Regions from separate parts of the Homo sapiens genome. Here region 2 is linked to region 1. The links are chromatin contacts, found by Hi-C in ENCODE. All regions are on one chromosome and are shown on one strand. Each heading gives the region's core, a stretch centred on a gene start or an enhancer-like site at or near the end of the contact. The rest is flanking DNA. Distances are from core to core; before and after follow the strand shown.

Region 1 (4,358 bases), core at 1,614-4,113:
TATTTCTCTGAGGAGGTAGAGTGTTGTAATGGCCAGGTGTGGTGGCTCAAGCCTGTAGTCTCAACACTTTGGGAGGCCGAGGCAGGCGGATTGTTTGAGCCCAGGGGTTCGAGACCAGCCTAGGCAACGTGGCAAAACCCCATCTCTACCAAAAAATATATATAAGCACAAAAATTAGCCAGCCATGCTGGTGTGCACCTGTAGTTCCTGCTACTCTGGAGGCTGAGTGGGTGGGAGGATGGCTTGAGCCCAGGAGGCGGAGGTTGCAGTGAGCCAAGATCACACCACTGTACCCCAACCTGGGTAACAGAGCCAGACCCCAACTCAAAAAAAAAATAGAAAAGAGTGTTATAAACTTGAAGGTGGCTTCACTCCTGTCCTTTACCTGCCCGGCCTCCCACAGGCCTTTGAGTTTATAACCCTTGGCATCTTGAGTCTTCAAAGTACCTCACCTACTAAAGATCACAAATACCCAGCTATAGAAATTAAGAATATTAGAGAATCAGTTTCAACAGCTCATCCCACTATAATGGGTTAGAAGAAACCAGCATATGGGAAAGGCCAATTTGATTCCATCGGGCTCAGCTGCAGGCAGGCAGCTCTGCCCAGGAAGGCACTCTGGTATTTTCTTGGGCAGATGCAACAATCCAGTCCATATGCTATTACTTCCCAAAGGTAATCACACATTGCATGGATCTGTTTGCAACACTGACTGCACCTCCCTGTGTTCAGCAAACAAGGGATATATCATTTTCTAGATTATCTTCCCTGTCATACAATTCATCCATTCCATGTTCCAATTACCCACTACTTTTTCCAGTATGATAATCCCAGTGGACCAGAAAAGGGCATGTTGATGGCACCAAGGTGTGCCCAGAGCCAACACAACACTTACATCACTGCTCTTGGGCCTCGCCAATGCCAGGCTATCTCGGGCCAAGGCCACGATCACGTTGCTTTTCTCTCCAGCCCAGTGCACCACCATCTGATTGTGGGAATCATTCAGACTAACCTGAAAGAGATCAATGTAGGAATTAGGACCCACGATAAGTGATGGCCACACACATTCTAAATCAAGACTCTTTCCTCCTTTGTCAAGCAGAAATGATGAAGATTCTGCCATCTAAAGCATTTGGGCCAAGGTGGCCTCTTCCCCTCCCACCTCATGCATATTCTGTCACACTCAACTTCCCCACAAAGAAATGAGTCCCCTGCTATTTTGGATGTAAAGAGATTGTAGAAAAGCTTCTTGGGCTCTCATTGGCATAACCAATTCCTTTGATTATTTTCATCCTTTATGATACCAATCTCTGGTTACTCTGATCCTTACTCTATGTATGACATGCACTGGTAAGATTTTAAACCAAAGCATGGAAACATTGCCCTTGTTCAAAAAAAATTCATAGGCCAGAAAGATCACATGCTTTTCAAACTTCTGTTCCAACTATGTTTTTTCTGGCTTGGTGGTACTGTCATTCACTTTCAGCTGGTAATGAGAAATGAGAGAAGTATCATTGTGAAGCTTTTCAAAATTATTTTTGAAAGGTCTCAAATAAGGAAATATTTTAGTTCTCAGACTTTTAGATTTGGTAAACCGATAAAATAAAAATGAGGAAGGCCAACAGAGGACTGGTTGGCAACTTCTATTCTGCCAAGTAAGGACATCACAAAAACAGGACTAGCTACTCTCTCAATCTCTTTCCTCTGCTTCCTGAGGACACCGCAGACTCTGGTCCAGGCTGTGGGGCAGAAGGTGTGGCCTGGGACTGAGTTCCAGCAGGTGTAATGTGAGAGAAGTCATCAGGGCCACTATCGGCCTGGCCCCCATGCAGTCCTCTTTTCTTTCCCCATCCGCAGGCCGCATTCAGAGGACTCCAAAGCCCCAGAGGAGGGCAGAGCCGAAGACGGAAGGAGGCTGCATCCCCATGGAAAAGACCTCCGCTAACCAGTAGCACTCATCCTGAACTTCTCATAACCCGGAGCCTCAACTCAGCCACACGCTGAGCCTTTGGGATTTGTCTGTTACGCAGCTCACCTTACAGGGCAATATGACCACTATCTAGAGTCATTGTCATTTTTTCAAAGATGTGTTAACACTGAAAACTGAGGAAGCATATCATCTCAGAATAAAGAACCATTGTTTCACTGTATGGAAAACTACATTACTTTTATTTTCTTATTTCACTGTTGGCTGATGGACACCTGTCTGAGGACTGGCATTTGAACACCTGAACCATACATTCCACCCACTCTGTGGAAAGCAAAGTCATGACAGGAATAACAAAAATTCTGAGAGCTGGTCAGGCTCGGTGGCCCACGACTGTAATCCCAGCACTTTGGGAGGCCAAGGCGGGCAGATCACCTGAGGTCAGGAGTTCAAGACCCGCCTGGCCAATACGGTGAAACCCCATCTCTACTAAAAATACAAAAAGTAGCCAGGCATGGTGGCATGCACCTGTAGTCCCAGCTACTCGGGAGGCTGAGGCAGAAGAATCGCTTGAGCTCAGGAGGCAGAGGTTGCAGTGAGCCAAGGTTGAGCTACCACACTCCAATCTGGGCGACAGAGCAAGACTCAGTCTCAAAAAAAAAATTCTGAGAGGTGGTCCAACACTCAGAAGCAGGACAATGCCATGAAACCAGGATCACAGGCTGCCTCTCTTGCTGAGCGATGTCTGAGAGAAGCCTATTCCACCAGCCTCCTCAACCTCAGCTGTCTGAGGCACACGTGGAAGGAAATCAAGCTTCTGGGACTCCAGCCCGCACAGTCCACCCCACCCACGAGTAAGCCTAGACTGATGACAGTTCAAGCCTGGGCCAACCTGCCCTCCGAGCTGTCTTCTCATCAAGGCTCTGCGGCAGAAAACCCACAGCTCCTTTCTCCTTCTCTCGCTTCCTCCCCCCAGCACACTCGAACTTTCCCCACCCACTCCTTGAGGTGCTCTCAGATGTCATCAGGGAAAAGAGAAACACCTGTGCCACATATTTGGCTGGCAGAAGGACAAAGCAGCTAATCCTTAACGACGTTACTTGGAGTTTTAAATACCTGCATTTAATTTGATCCAGGATCAAACTCTTTTTGAAAAACATTTGAAAGGCGACCTTACTTTAAAGAAAAGGACCTAGGAATATGTGTCCTTCCAAAATGTCTCTCCTCATTCCCAGATAGAGAAGTCCAGGCAAGCACTAACAGAGAAGTGCAAATAAGAAATAGAAGTAAATAAATTATTTAATCCAGAATGCTACAAAGAGAAAGCAGCTAAAGGAATCTCCTCCGGTCGCTGAAGCCTTCCCTTTTCCTCCTCTCCAGCCCAATCCCCTGGATCCATCTGGAGATCAGAAACTCACAACACATGTGCCCTGGGAATCCCAGCTAAAAGTTTCCTCCCCTCCCAAAACATCTGCACTCTTGAACCAGAGTGGGGATAGAAAACTATGCAAATGTCAATACAATAAAGGACTAGGAACCTAGAAAAAAAAAATCACCCATGTTCCCCTGGGATCTGGGATAAAAAGTCCTCAAATATTCAACTTGGGCATCCTCAAAGATGACATCAAAATGCTCCCTCTGGCAGGTAACACTCAGATAATGCTTTGAGTAGGTTGCAAAGCTTTCAGTGATCAGAGTGGGCAAAAGGTCTGAAGATAACTTGCTGAAATCGATCTACTCAGAGGACAGGAGACCTCCTCACCAATCCCAAGGCAGGTGAAAGGTGAGAAGAGCACCAAGGGCAAGCCTCAAAACATCCAAGGGCTTTTCTACAAAGAAAAACTCCCATCCTGGCTAACACGGTGAAACCCGGTCTCTACTAAAAATACAAAAAATTAGCCGGGCGTGGTGGCGGGTGCCTGTAGTCCCAGCTACTCGGCAGGCTGAGGCAGGAGAATGGCGTGAACCCGGGAGGCGGAGCTTGCAGTGAGCCAAGATTGTACCACTGCAGTCCAGCCTGGGCAACAGAGCGAGACTCCACCTCAAAAAAAAAAAAAAAAAGAAAAAAAGAAAACCTCTAGAAGGCAAGCCTGGTAAAACACCTGTTTGTTTGTTACTTTGTTTCTTTCTCTTCTTTTTTTTAAGGAAAGCTTTTTTTATTAGATGTCCCTTTTACTCATAAGAGCAGACTGAAAAGGGGCAGCCCAGTAGGGGGATAAAATCCCTGGCAAGAAATGACTTGTACGAGGGCCACCAGGCACTCGCAGGAACAGCTCAGCTCCTTTGCTTGGCGAGATGTCAGGCACATCCTGGTCATAAGAATAACTCCCTGGTGAGTCACAGCTGATCCCCAAGGCAGCCCGGGTGCCCATCCCCCCACAGCAGACCTAGTTGCAGGAATCAGGAATGGATGCGCGCAGGACAGGGGAGC
Region 2 (4,221 bases), core at 343-2,842, 1.2 Mb before region 1:
AATCAGTCATCTGATGTGTTTCTCACAATAATTTTGGAAGGTGGATAATATTATCCACAGGCATTTCACAGAAGAAGAGATAGCATAGAGGTTGCAGGAAATGCCAAGAACACATAGCAGCTTCCTAAGATTCAAACTCAATTCGGTGACTCCACGTGCCACACTCCTCTGAGTTGTGAGTTCTCTAAGATGAAGATCACATTTTTCCATCTGTAAGACACTGAGTGTTGCCATGAGGATTAAATAAAATAACCTAGGTACAGCAGGCACCTAATAGATACCAGTTCCCTCCCATGCCCCTCCTCCATCAGGGGCGAAAAGATTTAAAAATAATCCCAATCCGGGCGCAGTGGCTCACGCCTGGAATCCCAGCACTTCGGGAGGCCAAGGCAGGTGGATCACCTGAGGTCAGGAGTTCGAGACCAGCCTGGCCAACATGGAGAAACCCCGTCTCTACTAAAAATACGAAAATTAGCTGGGTGTGGTGCTGGGCACCTGCAGCCCCAGCTATTCAGGGGGCTGAGGCACGATAATCGCTTGAACTGGGAGGTGGATGTTGCAGCGAGCCGAGATCGCAACATTGCACTCCAGCATGGGCTACAAGAGCAAAACTCCATCTCAAATAAATAAATAAATAAAATCCCAGTATATGGTCTGCACACACTACACATTTATAACCACAACTTCAGATTAAAGTGAACATTAATGACCGTACTGAAGCAAATAGATTTCCAGAGGCATGGGGAGTGCTGGGTGTCGGGTGGATGGAATGTGGGGGCTGTGGGATCATTGGGAGTTAGGGAACTAGCTTTAGGTTCTGACCATTGTAGCAACTCAGTGAGCCTCCACACACGGCACCCAGGATGCTCCCACACCTGGTTTCTAGTATCCTCACAGCTGGCACCTGCCTTACCAAACATATGCCCCAGGCTCTCCCATACTGTGAGTGCAGTTTTCATTACATAATGCATCCATCTTCTTGCTCTTCTTTAGCCTTATACCATCCTAATTTTCTATAGTTCCAAAGCCATTCTCTCCTGCCTTGTTGCAAGGTGGGGAGAAAATGTAAAATTCAAATGGTCACATAGTGTTACTTGGGAACAACTTTTGCCAGAGCCTAGATGAGGGGCATGGAAGATTTTGGAAGGTGGGGAGCAACAGAAGATAGAAATCCATGCCTGGTGTGAATTGCAACAAAAATTTGGCGTGACTATGGGGGTATGGGTAGGGGGAGAGGAGGTCATCTGCAATGTTGACAACTTTTCATCTAATACGACAGAGGAGAATTCCAACTCTAAGAGAAGAGATCTGCCAGGTATACTGGCAAGAACACTGAGACTACGTGGCTGAGCCCAGCTCTGCCCTTAATTTGCCAGAGCAGTCATTCCACCACCCTGGTTTCCTCACTGAGAGAATGTGCGGGTTGGACAGGGCTGGCTTTGGAATGAGACAAATCTAGGTTCAAATGCAGGCTCCATCACTGACTCGTTATGCAACTTTCGGCAAGTTTCCTTACATCGCCACGCCCCAGTGCTCTTAACTGTCAGATGAAAATGAGAGAATGTGTTTCCGGAGGCTGTTTGAGAATTAAATGAGGAGGTATATAAATATACTCCCCCTTGGACAGTGTCAGGTCTATGAAGCTCCCAGCACAGCAGCTGCTTCCTCTTTTCTTTATTCTAAGTTGCTGTAAACCCATGTATCTATGGTGCAACGCAATGACTCAATCCTTGCTTATTTAATGTGGCTATCCTGCCCAACCTAAGTCCTGACTATCAAGGTACTGAGGTGCTGTATGCTGAAGCAGCAAATAAACAATTCACATTGGACAAGAAGATGGAAACAAGTGTGAGGGAGGATGGTGGAGGAAAAAGGATCCAGAAGTGGGAGGCAGTGGATCTGGGTTCGAATTCTAGCGCCCTCAGTCACTAGAAATCTCTGGAACTCTATTTGCTTCAGTACGGTCATTAATGTTCACTTTAATCTGAAGTTGTGGGTATAAATGTGTAGTGTGTGCAGACCATATACTGGGATTTTATTTATTTATTTATTTGAGACGTAGTTTTGCTCTTGTAGCCCATGCTGGAGTGCAATGTTGCGATCTCGGCTCACTGCAACCTCCACCTCCCAGTTCAAGCGATTATCATGCCTCAGCCCCCTGAATAGCTGGGATTTCTGAGCTTCAGTTTTCTCTTCTGTAATAAAGGGAATAATCACATATGTAAAAGTACTTTGTCGATTGGAAAGCGCAATTGAAATGTTAGTGGTCTGTTATGCCACCATTCCCGTTGTTTGGAGAGTCCAATTACTTGAGTTTGAAAAATGTTTTGAGAGCTATCTAATTCCTCTTAGCAGTCAAACAAAACTTCAAACTTCCCCCCCAAACCCTAATCTTCAAAATCAAATGGCTGCTATGTAGATTACTGATGTATCCCCAAAAGAGCTGGGCTGACTTTTCTTTGCTATGAACAAACACCGCCAGTGACCCACTGGAGTCACCAACTCCTGGTGGCCTGATCTTTACTTGAAAAACAATACGGTAAACCACCCTCCTATTTTAACAGCTAGCACAGGGCAGGGCGGGAGGAACCCCCACCCACGCTTGCTCTGAACAGAAATCGTGCTGCAGCTGATGTGAAAACAAGATAAGGAGAAATGTCTGTCAACAGACTCCGGCCTGCCCTAGAACTGGGGTGCTCTCCGTGTATTCTGTACAGATGGGAAGGCAGGGGCCATTAGCCACCTGCAATTCTGCTCTGATGTGGCTGCGGTACTAAACACGGCCCAGGAAAGGGTGGGCATAGCTCGGACACACGTGCAACTTACACATTCTAGTCTTTAGCTAAAGTCTTTGAAAATACAGATTTAGAAATGTAGTATTGGTTGGGTGCAGTGGCTCACTCCTGTAATCCTGGCACTTTAGGAGTACCAGGTGGATCACCAGAGGTCAGGCATTTGAGACCAGCCTAGCCAACATGGTGAAACCCTGTCTCGACTAAAAATGCAAAAATTAGCTGGGCATGGTGGCAGGTGCCTATAATCCAAGCTACTCAGGAGGCTGAGGCAGGAGAATCGCTTGAACCCGGGAGGCAGAGGTTGCACTCCAGCCTGGGTGACAGAACGAGTCTTCATCTCAAAAACAAAAAGAAAAAAGAAAAAGAAACGTAGGGCCCTGAAGAAATCCTCATTAAGGTTAAAATCCTGCCGGCTTATTACCGAGAAATTAAAAACTATTTGGGGCCGGGCGCAGTAGCTCATGCCTGTAATCCCAGCGCTTTGGGAGGCCAAGGTGGGCAAACCACCTGAGGTCAGGAGTTCAAGACCAGTCTGGCCAACATGGTGAAACCCCGTCTCTACTAAAAATACAAAAATTATCCAGGCATGGTGGTGGGCACCTATAATCCCAGCTACTCAGGTGGCTGAGGCAGGAGATTCGCTTAAACCTGGGAGACGGAAGCTACAGTGAGCAGCGATCGCACCACTACACTCCAGCCTGGGCAACAGAATGAGACTCTGTCTCAAAAAATAAAAATAAAATAAAAAATAAAAAAACTATTTGGTTATCAGGCTGAGTGGAAACATAAGCTCAATGTGACTATTTAGTAACTTCCCAACAGTTCTAAACTACCACCCGTAGCTCTAAATGAAAACTTCATTTTTTAACCACTTTGGGCATGGCTGGGATGTAGGAATCAATGTGTTGATGCAAAAATGCTGCAAGGCAGTTCTTTTCTCTGTCTTTCCTGAGCATCATTAGACCTCCAGGGAGTGAGGCACTGTGTAACTGAAGGTCCAAACAACATATCCAAGGCACTAAGAGGATCACAATGCATAAAACACGATGTGCATAAATGCTGATGGATAACGGGGAAAAAGTAAAAAAGAAAAGAAAAAAAAGGAAAGAAAACCACAGAGTCTCCTAAGAGCTGCTGAAATGGCGACAGCATCAGACACTTATTAGCATTCACCACTCAAGGAGATATTCCCAGAAGGGGTTGAAGCGTTATCAAGGTTGGGAGGACTCAGCATGTTTGCAGAGGAGGAGCCGGATGCATATGCTCACCAGCCTGCTGGCACGAGTACTGGAAACTCCCACCCATCCGCAGGCTCTGATCAGATCATGCCAGAGCTTCAAGCTCCTTCCAGGCATCCATGCAACTGAGTGATGACAGGAGTGGATAGAAGAAATAAATGCAAGGTTTTGAATTTTAAAGCAGACCA

The links. A loop is a pair of places that touch in the nucleus more often than their neighbours do. Pooled maps may share reads with other maps.
Region 2: a pooled map shows a loop between it and region 1 (5-fold over the local background). The contact joins two enhancer-like sites. A Hi-C loop is called at or near these places in 5 of 50 pooled maps.

The regions. Positions count from the first base shown.
Region 1 is chr11:121,466,661-121,471,018 of GRCh38, reverse strand. It overlaps SORL1 (sortilin related receptor 1), which reads right to left. Exons shown (of 48, transcript NM_003105.6): 2 at 896-1,012. Among named protein-coding and RNA genes, the nearest start is that of SORL1-AS1, 16 kb to the right of the region's middle. RefSeq lists enhancers at 2,524-2,573, 2,954-3,003, 4,052-4,358. Within about 2 kb of position 2,863, at least 13 of the 41 ENCODE cell types and tissues checked have a DNase peak (open chromatin) inside an H3K27ac peak, as active enhancers do.
Region 2 is chr11:122,695,267-122,699,487 of GRCh38, reverse strand. All of the region lies in intron 1 of UBASH3B (ubiquitin associated and SH3 domain containing B), which reads right to left. Among named protein-coding and RNA genes, the nearest start is that of UBASH3B, 42 kb to the right of the region's middle. Within about 2 kb of position 1,592, at least 8 of the 41 ENCODE cell types and tissues checked have a DNase peak (open chromatin) inside an H3K27ac peak, as active enhancers do.